Regions from separate parts of the Homo sapiens genome. Here region 1 is linked to region 2. A link is an interaction called in ENCODE POLR2A ChIA-PET data of the cell type or tissue named here. Cell type or tissue: MCF 10A. All regions are shown on one strand. Links, peaks and the distances in the headings refer to the core of each region. The heading gives the core; the rest is flanking DNA.

Region 1 (5,384 bases), core at 255-5,254, 68 kb before region 2:
CCACTGCGCCCAGCCTATTCTCACTTTTCTCTTAGGAAAAAAATGTATTTAATTTTCACAGTACTCCCTAAATATAGGGAGCAGTTCCAATGCAGATCTAAAAGAACAATAATTATCACACAACTTTCCAAGAATGTATCTACAACTGTACCTCTAAGTGGAACTCCATTCCATTTTCTTGCATAGAATACAAGTTACATACAAAAAGGAAAGTCTAATAGTTCAGAAATGTTACAAAAGCAAATGAGTTACCTCTGCAGATTGTTTATCCTGAAGAAATACAAACTATACATTTTTGACTACCAGAGATCAGTTAATGAAATGTAATTCCTCATTACAACTTTCTTCAAAAACTAAAATCAAAATAAAGATATGGACAAACTGACCTCTCTTACGTTGATTACTTGACTGAGCCTCATCCTCACTGACGTTTTCACCAGGACCATTTAATTTTGTTTCCCGGTTTTCTTTGCTGTCACTGTTACTTCTCTTTTCAACCTTCTCTTCTTTTTCTTTTCTATTTTGTGGCTTTTTATTTCCTTGGCTGAGGACGCTCTGAAACTGCAAAAAGGTTTTCAGAATGAAATGATTTCCATTAATATTTTCACTAACATACCCAAAAATTTGTGGCAATATACCTAACCTAAAATTGCAAAACAAATGACAAAAACTGTTATCAAAGGCAAAAAATTACTTTTCAAAAGACAGTTAAAAGTAAAGCTGCAGACTAGGAGAAAGTATTTGCTAAGTATTTGATAAAGAACTTTTACCTCAAATACATATGAACTTTCAAAACTCAGTAACAACAAATCAATACCACTTTTTTTTTTTGCAGGGGCGGGGGCGGGAGGACAGAGTCTCACTTTGTTGCCCAGGCTGGAGTGCAGTGGCACGATCTCGGCTCACTGCAGCCTCCACCTCCTGGGTTCAAGCAATTATCCTGCCTCAGCCTCCCTAGTAGCTGGTATTACAGGCACATGTCACCACACCTGGCTAACTCTTTTTTTTTTTTAAGTAGAGAGGGGGTTTCGCCATGTTGGTCAGGCTGGTCTCGAACTCCTAACCCCAAATGATTCACCGTCCTCAGCCTCCCAAAGTGCTGCGATACACGCATGACCCATTGCACCCAGCCTTCCATTTTTTTAAATGGGCAGATTGATCACATACTTCATCAAAAAGATACACTGATGGCAAATCTATGAAAAGATTATTGCATTCATTCATCAGAAAAATGCAAATTAAAACTGCAATGGGATACCACTCCTCATTTATTAGAATGGCTAAAATATTTTTTGAAACTTGACCATATTATCGGTGAGTAAAGATGGGTTCGGTGGCTCACACCTGTAATCCTAGCACTTTGGGAAGCCAAGGCAGGTAGATCACTTGAGCTCAGGAGTTTGAGACCAGCCTGGGCACATGACGAAACCCCATCTCTACAAAAAATACAAAAAAATTAGCCAGGCGTGGTGGTGCATGCCTATAGTCGCAGCTACTTATGGGGCTGAGGTGGGGGGGTCACTTGAGCCCAGGAGGTCAAGACTGCAATGAGCTGAGATCATGCCACTGTACTCCAGCCTGGGTGACAAAGTGAGACCCGGTCTCACACACACACACAAAAAAGAGAGTGAGTGAAGATGTGGAGTAACTGGAATTCATGTACACTGCTGATAGAAGTGCAAACTCAGCAGTTTCTTAAAAAGCTAAAACAGGTAGCTACTAAGTGATCCAACCTAGTTACATATCCAAGAAAAAATGAAAAATTTTCTACACAAACGTTCATATAGCAGTTTTATTTGTATCAACCAAAACGTAAAATTAATCCAAATGTCCATTAACAATAGGTGAATGGACAAACTGTGTTACATCCATACTACTCAGTAAGAAAAAAGAATGAACTGCTGACACACAAGTAAATCTCAAAATAATGCTGAGTACAAGCCAGGAAAAAAAAGAGTACCTACTCAATGCTTCCACATATATAAAATTCTAGAAAATGCAAATCTCAAATATAAGATTACCTCTTAAGAATACAACGAGATGAGGCTGGGCGCAGTGGCTCACGCCTGTAATCCCAGCACTTTGGGAGGCCAAGGTGGGTGGATCACCTGAGGTCAGGAGTTCGAGACCAACATGGCGAAACCCTGTCTCTACTAAAAATACAAAAATTAGCCAGATGTGGTGGTGCGTGCCTGTAATACCAGCTACTCAGGAGGCTGAGGCAGGAGAATCACTTAAACCCGGGAGGCGGAGGTTGCAGTGAGCTGAAATCCCACCACTGTACTCCAGCCTGGGCGACAGACCAAGACTCTGTCTCAAAAAAAGAATATAACCAGATGAGGGAAATGTGATGAATTAAATTAGGTTATCTGAAAAGCGGGTAAACTATCAAAAGGATAGCTGCCACGTTTTCAGCACCTCTTTATCAATGTATGTGATTTTATACAAATATAAAAATTTGATTACAATTTATAATATGTCTTCATTATTAAAGAAATAATAGGCGAGGTATGGTGGCTAACGCCTATAATCCCAGCACTTTGGGAGGCTGAGGCGAGCCAATTGCTTGAGCTCAGGAGTTTGATACCAGCCTGGGCAACATGACCAAACCCCCATCTCTACAAAAAGTTTAAAAATCTCCCAGTGTGGTGGCACACACCTGTAGTCCCAGTCACTTGGGAGGCAAAGGTGGAGGATCACCTGAGCCTGGAAGGCCAAGGCTGCAGTGAGCTGTGATCACATCACTGCACTCCAGCCTGGGTAATGGAGTGAGACCCTATCTCAAAGGAAAAAAAAAAAAAGAAAAGAAAGAAAGAAATAATAGGTTAGGTTAAGCTTCCCATGAGTAAAGCTTAAGACAACAAGTTCATTACCAATGTTACTGGCAGCATCGAAGAATAACTGCAAATTAAAGTAACAAAATGTAATCTTCTTGATGAATCAAGTTTTTAAATCTGTTCCTCAGCCAGAATGGTAGCTCATACTGTAATCTCAACATTTTGGGAGGCTGAGGCAGGAGGATCACTTGAGCTCAGGAGTTGGAGACCAGCAAAATCCTGTCTCTATGAAAAATACAAAAATTAGCTGTGCACAGTGGTGCGTGCCTGTAGTCCCAGCTACTCTGGAGGTCGAGGTAGGAAGATCACCTGAGCCTAGCAGTTTGAGGCTACAATGAGCTGTGATCACACCACTGCACTCCAGCCTGGAGACAGAGCAAGACCCTGTCTCAAAAAAATAAAAAAAATCTGTCCCCCAGTATGACAATTCTTTACATTTTAAGTAAAATAAAATTCTGCATGTCGAAATGAATACATTTTCCTTTCTTTAAAAAAAAAAACTTTAAAACAATACTCACTCCAGTGTTCACTAATTCACTTGGTGTTGGCCAATTCTCCATATCACTGAAATCACTAGCCTAAGAAGTAACAAATAAGTGTTAGGTCTGAAATTACTTTTAGAAATTTTAAGCAGGAAAAAAACATTTTCTAAAAGTGAAAGGAGTTTTAAATAATCATTTATATTCAGTTATATGCAGGCATCTGCCAAATTAATCAAAAAGTTTCTGCAAACAATAGAACATTTTGAAATAAGAATGGCTTAATCTTATGATAAAACTTTCACCACTATTTAATAACATTAAATTGAGTTATACATGATAACAAAGGCATATATAGAGATTTGGATAAAGGTTATGATTTTCCATAATATTAACTTTAATCTAATACCAATAATACAATTAGAAGAAAAATACACTTATAATAACCTAAGAGTTCTTAGCCTCAATTTTCAAAAATCAATACAGTTAAGAACTATTTCCTATGAAGACATACCTTGTTGGATTTCTTTGTCTTGAGCTTTCCTGCCTTTATAATTTTGAGGGAACCGAATTCTAAAGAAAATATATAGAATTGTTTTTACAACTACTTCATTCAATAAATTCAACAAAATAACTATTATGTCAATTTCAGTAAATCAGTATAATCATCATTTCCAACCAAAATCCAAGGTTCTGAGACTTAAATTCCTAGCAAAAAATCAACCCCATTTGACACATAGATTCAAGGTGATCTTCAGTCTCCAAATCAAGAAGTAAGAAATATTAACAGTGTTGCCGGGCGGGGTGGCTCACGCCTGTAATCCCAGCACTTTGGGAGGCCGAGGTGGGTGGATCACCTGAGGTCAGGAGTTCGAGACCGGCCTGACCAACATGGAGAAACCCCGTCTCTACTAAAAATACAAAATCAGCCGGGCACAGTGGCACATGCCTGTAATCCCAGATACTCAGGAGGCTGAGGCAGGAGAATCGCTTGAACCTGGGAGGCAGAGGATGCGGTAAGCTGAGATCTTGCCATTCCACTCCAGCCTGGGCAACAAGAGCAAAACTCCACCACAAAAAACAAAAAAAAACACAGCGTATTACACTGAACTGACAGAACAATCCTCTCATTAACAGAATATAGGCTGGGCCTGGTGGCTCACACCTGTAATCCCAGCACTTCGGGAGGCCAAGATGGGCGGATCACTGGAGTCAGGAGTTTGAGACCAGCCTGGCCAACATGGTGAAACCCCATCTCTACTAAAAATAGAAAAATTAGCCCAGTGTGGTAGCACATGCCCATAGTCCCAGCTACTCAGAAGGCTGAGGCAGGAGAATCGCTTGAACCTGGGAGGTGGAGGTTGCAGTGAGCCTAGATTGCACCACTGCACTCCAGCTGGGGCGACAGAGCTAGACTCTGTCCAAAAAAAAAAAAAAAAAAAAAAAAAAAAAAAAAAAAACGACAACAATATAACAGGAGAAAATTACAAATACAACTTTTTTTTTTTTGAGACAGAGTCTCTTTATTTCTCTCATGCTGTTTGCTGTTGGTAAGAGTATGAGGTAGTATTTCTTTCTTTCTTTCTTTTTTTTTTTTTTTTTTTTTTTTTTTTTGAGACGGAATCTTCTCACTCTGTCGCCCAGGCTGGAGTGCAGTGGCGCAATCTTGGCTCACTGCAACCTCCCCCTCCGGGGTTCAAGCCATTCTCCTGCCTCAGCCTCCCAAGCAGCTGGGATTACAGGCGCCTGCCACCATGCCTGGCTAATTTTTTTGTATTTTTAGGAGAGACAGGGTTTCACCATTTTAGCCAGGCTGGTCTCAAACTCCTGACCTCAAGTAATCCGCCCACCTCGGCCTCCCAAAGTGCCAGGATTACAGGCATGAGCCACGGCGCCCAGCCAAGGTAGTATATCTTTCAAGGGTAATCTGTCATCTAAAATGTATATAACTTTTAATAAAAGAATTCCATTTTCAGGAAATTATCTAGGAATCAAGAAAAGGTACAAAGATGTCCATATAGGATGTTCAGTGCAACTTTGTTGATAATCCTATTTAAACAGTCTCTAC
Region 2 (5,384 bases), core at 132-5,131:
TCTATTTTAGACATTTAGCTATTTCTAATGCTTTACTGACATGTTTACTAAAGCTATACAAACATGTTTTTGTTATTTAATTTTTTCTTAGTTTTTATCCTTAGAATAAATTTCCCAGAATCAAAATCATTTTGTCAAGGGATATGATGTTTCAAAGCTCCTGATACATATGGTAAAATATGTTTTCTCAAACGGTTGAACTAATTTTCAGTCATTAGTAACAAGAGTGCCCATTTCAAAGCAGCCTCACCAGTACTGTTTTTTTTAAAATATTTGATCATTGTTGTTTTAACTCTACATTTATTACCAGCAACGTTGAACATTTCTTTATATCTGTGCACCAGTTTCATTTCTTCTTCTGTGAATAGTCTGACGTCATCTTGAAAATTAAGTTAAGAACTGTCTAAACCTCAACTGATACTGTAAATGCATTTAAAACATGATTGTTTCCTTAATAGCAAACATTTGACTTACTAATATTAAAATCTAGCATAAGTCTCCCAAGAAATGGAAGTACAATTTCTTTACTGCACAATAGAAGTACAATCCTTATGTTAATTTTTAAAAAGCATGAAATAGTCTTTCACTCCTTTTGATTCTTGCTCCTTAAGTATTTTCTGAACTGATGACTAAATTTAACTGGTTTAGAAAACTTGGTTACTATCATTCCTTTTGATGACTAAATATATCAATAAATAAACAAGGCAAAAGATTTCTTAGATATCACAAAAGGATATAATAAGGGTTTTCTAACAATAAAGAAGCCATTCGGGCTTCTTTAATCATAGGACGGGCCATTAGTGTTCGTCGCCTCCAGTAATGCTAAGGAAAGAAAAGAACACATACTCAAAAGAATATAGTAGCCACTTCTGTTAAGGAGAATATGTTAACAAATTATCTAGAGATTAAGGCATTATAATAAAGTCTTACATGATCTCCTGTTCCAGCAAGATGAATGCATACAGGTCTATATTTGCTGTTCCATTCTTTAGGCACAATAAATTGGAACCTATTTTTAAAAGCATAGACTTATCAATAAAATTCTCTTTAAAGGACTTTCAATAAAAACTTTCAGTTCTTAAAACTTTTACATTTAAATTATCTGACAGAAAAGATCAGTCGAAATTTTAACATTCAAATTGTAATTAACTAAATTAAGTTGTCCAAACGCTACAAAGATATTGTAAATCTGCTTTCTGTTAGGATATTAAAATATTCAATACAACACAAACAGAATTTATTGTCCCTATTCTTTACCTTGTTCAATATCATAACTTAATAAATACATAAAGAAATTTTCTTATCTTGTAGAGACACCACTATATATGAGTAAGTCTTAAAAGAAGTAACTATTGGCCAGGCGCGGTGGCTCACGCCTGCAATCCCAGCACTTTGGGAGGCCAATATGGGTGGATCACCTGAGGTTGAGAGTTCGAGACCAGCCTAATCAACATGGAGAAACCCCGTCGCTACTAAAAATATAAATAAAATTAGCCGGGCATGGTGGCACATGCCCGTAATTCCAGCTACTCAGGAGGCTGAGGCAGGAGAAGCGCTTAAACCCGGGAGGCAGAGGTTGCAGTGAGCCGAGATTGTGCCACTGCACTCCAGCCTGGGTGACAGAGCGAGACTCCGTCTCAAAAAAAAAAAAAAAAAAAAAAAAAAAAGGAACGGAGTCTCACTCTGTTGCCCAGGCTAGAGGGCGGTGGCATGATTTCAGCTCACTGCAACCACCGCCTCCCAGGTTCAAGTGCTTCTCCTGCCTCAGCCTCCTGAGTAGCTAGGAGTACAGGCCCACACCACTGCGCCTGGTTAATTTTTGTATTTTTAGTAGAGATGGCGTTTCACCACGTTGACCAGACTGGTCTTGAACTCCTGACCTTGTGATCCACCCGCCTCAGCCTCCCAAAGTGCTGGGATTACAGGTGTGAGCCACCATGCCTAGCCAAAAGAAATAACTCTTTAGATATAGCTCCGACTTTTTCTCTTTGCAAAAGAAATGCTTGGCTGTACAAGCTGTTGATATATCAATAAGAGTTTATGTTGTCTTTTTTTAAAACTTTTAGTATATGATAGAATCTGATTCATTAAGATGTTGATACTTACAAGTAAAGTCAATCCATGCCAGAAAACAAAAAACACAAACGCACAGATAGTTTTCTCTATTTGTCTATTTTTTTTTTTTTTTTGGAGACAGGGTCTTACTGTTGCCCAGGATGGAGTGCCGTGGCATGATCACAGCTCACTGCAGCCTTAACTTCCTGGGCTCAAGTGATCCTCCCACTTCAGCCTCCCAAGTAGCTGGGATTACAGATATCTGCTACCAAGCCCAGCTAATTTTTCATTTTTTTTAGACATGGGGTCTCGCTATGTTGCCCAGGCTGGTCTCAAACTCCTAGACTCAAGTGATCCTCCCGCCTTAGCCTCCCAAAGTGCTGGGATTACAGGCATGAGTCATTGCACCTGGCCTTTGTTTTTTTCTTATTGTAGTATTTTGGTCCTTATTTAATGTTTTATGTTTTTTCTTTTAACCTATATGACTTCTCTTTGTTTTACTCTGGTGGAATATACATTTTAACCTTTTTTTTTTTTTTTTTTTTAGAGACAAGGTCTCACTTTAGCCCATAATTGGGTGACACAATTGTGCGGTGACACAATTACAGCTCACTGCAGCCCTGACCTGCTGGGCTCAAGCAGTCCTCCCACCTCAGCCTCCCAAGCAGCTGGGACTACAGGCATGTGCTATCACGCCTGGCTAATTTCTTTATTTCTTTTTTCTTTGAGAGATGGAGTTTTGCTCTTGTTGCCCAGGCTGGAGTGCAATGGCATGATCTTGGCTCACTGCAACTTCCACCTCCCAGGTTCAGGTGATTCTCCTGCCTCAGCCTCCCAAGTAGCTGGGATTACAGGCATGTGCCACCATGCCCGGCTAATTTTGTATTTTAAGTAGAGATGCAGCTTCTCCATGTTAGTCAGGCTGGTCTTGAACAACTAATTTCTTTTAATTTTCTGGAGACAGTCTCCTTATGTTGCCCCGAATGGTCTTGAACTCCTGGGTTGAAGTGATCCTCCCGCCATGGCCTCCCAAATAACTGTGATTATGGACATGAGTCACCACACGTGTCCGTTTTAACCATTTTTAAGTGTATGATTCAGTGGCATTAAGTACAGTAACACTGTTGTGCAACCATCACTATCATCTATCTTAAAAACATTTTCATCTTCCCAAACTGATTTCTCATTTTAATTTCCTTAGCAGTTCGTATTTTAGAACTACTATCATAGTAAAAGACTGTACTCTGTCAGCTGAAGGTTTGACCTGAGGTGACTGGATTCTTAGGCAACATAAAACCTCAATTCTGAGCTGAAAACTTTGCGTGGACAGAAGGGGTAATATTACCCCTTATCCACTGTCAATAAATTGCTGAATAGAACAAAGACAGATAAATTTAGAATGGTTTAAGAATTATTTCTGTGTTGTGCTCATGGGAACTCTTAATTTTCAATCTCATAACGAGAACTGGCACTGTTAACTAACACCTTTGCTTCATTTTGCGTTCTCAGCATTGTCGAGTTTCCTGATATTTTAAAGATTTTGGGGAGATGAAAACACTTAAGAATTTTTTCAGTAGAAAGCTGGACATCTCTGCTATTATTTGTACTTTCCTTTTGTTCCATAGCAATGCATGTAGTGACTTCATTATTGGATAATAGCTTTAATAGGAATTTTTTATTGGAGTATTAACTAACTACCCACCTAATTAATTTCAGTAATCAGTGTCTCTGCTCAAATTCGACTATCTTCTAACAGTCTTCCCCAGTGTCCCATGATGAATGGGTACAGGCCATGTGACTCCTCTGCCACAGCTGACTGGGTCAAGCATAAGCCAAATTAGGGCAATGAGATTTGCTCTTTTGGTAATATGGAATTGGGACAGACTATAGTTAGATTCTGTTGAGCTTTTGGATATGAAAGCTCTGTGGGGCTGTGGTAGCTATGTTTTGTTAGCTGTATGAGAAATGAGGAGGCCAGACTGCCCATGACATAGACATAGGGCATAAAGCAGAGACAAGAGACTGTGCAACAGGGAAGAAGATGAGATAAGGGAAGTATCCTCTTGGATCTTCATGGCTTCCCATTTCCCGCTTCTAAAATCTCATGAGGTAGAAAATGCACACAGGAGGTCCGCCTCAGTGGCTCATGTCTATAATCCTAGTGCTTTGGGAGGCCAAGGTGGGAGGATCTCTTGAGGCTAAGAGTTCAAGACCTTATCTCTGCAAAACTGAAAATAAAAAATATTAGCTGGATGTGCTGGAACATTCCTGTAGTCCCAGCTACTCAGGAGGCCAATGCAAGAGGATCACTGGAGCCCAGAAATTTAAGGCTGCAGTGAGCTGTGATCAGGCCACTGTATTCCACCCTAGGTGACAGAGTGAGACCCTGTCTCTTAAAAAAAGAAAAAGAAAGAAAAATGCATACAAGTTGATTTGCTTTTCATTCCTTTACTGGCATGATGGCAATAGCAACAGCATTTAAAGGAATAATAAACTAGATGACCTCTATAGGCCTTTCTCAATTCCAGCTACCTATGAATCTAAGTAATAGGAAATCAGCTGATGATAGCACAAATAGGGCAGGAAACAACAAACAGACTTTATACCAAAGTTTCAACATGTTTTGGATATGTACAATTTTTTTTTGAGACAGAGTCTCACTGGTTGCAAAAGCCGGAGTGCAGTGGTATGATCACAGCTCACTGCAACCTCCACCTCCCAGGTTCAAGTGATTCTCCTGCCTCATCCTCCCAAGTAGCTGGGATTACAGGCGTGTGCCACCATGCCCAACTAATTTTTTGTATTTTTAGTAGCGACAGGTTTCGCCATGTTGGCCAGGCTGGTCTTGAACCCCTGACCTCAAGTGATCCACCCGCCTTGGCCTCCCAAAGTGCTGGGATTACAGGTGTGAGCCACTGCGCCTGGCCTCATGTATAATTTTTGTTTTGTTTTGTTTTGTTTTTTGAGACGGAGTCTCATTCTGTCGCCCAGGCTGGAGTGCAATGGCGCAATCTCAGCTCACTGCAACCTCCACCTCCGGGCTCAAGTGATTCTCCTGCCTCAGCCTCTCGAGTAGCTGGGATTACAGGCACACACCACCACAACCAGCTAATTTTTGTATTTTTAGTAGAGACGAGGTTTCGCCATGTTGCCCAGGCTGGTCTCGAACTCCTGACCTCAGGTGATCCACCCGCCTTGGTCTCCCAAAGTGCTGGGATTACAGGCGTGAACCACTGCGCCCGGCTCTCACGTATAATTTTTAACAAGGAGCTAAACATAAATTTACTGAATAAACCTTATTACTAAGATGAGTTTAAAGTTTTTCCATT

Evidence for each region. Peaks named below come from ENCODE experiments on the same cell type or tissue, not always from the same donor. Only the 100,000 strongest peaks of a DNase experiment are listed, where the experiment ranks them.
Region 1: POLR2A ChIA-PET joins it to region 2 with 5 read pairs; 8 of 35 experiments call an interaction of 5 or more read pairs at or near these places.

What each region holds. Positions count from the first base shown.
Region 1 is chr4:128,072,965-128,078,348 of GRCh38, reverse strand. It overlaps LARP1B (La ribonucleoprotein 1B), which reads right to left. Exons shown (of 20, transcript NM_018078.4): 2 at 3,831-3,889; 3 at 3,356-3,415; 4 at 387-561. The coding sequence starts at 3,397. Among named protein-coding and RNA genes, the nearest start is that of LARP1B, 14 kb to the right of the region's middle. In MCF 10A, for the core only: no CTCF peak of the experiment used is centred there; no DNase peak of the experiment used is centred there.
Region 2 is chr4:128,004,545-128,009,928 of GRCh38, reverse strand. ABHD18 (abhydrolase domain containing 18) reads right to left here. Exons shown (of 13, transcript NM_001358451.3): 5 at 931-1,009; 6 at 738-822. Among named protein-coding and RNA genes, the nearest start is that of ABHD18, 42 kb to the right of the region's middle. In MCF 10A, for the core only: no CTCF peak of the experiment used is centred there; a DNase peak (open chromatin) is centred at 3,108.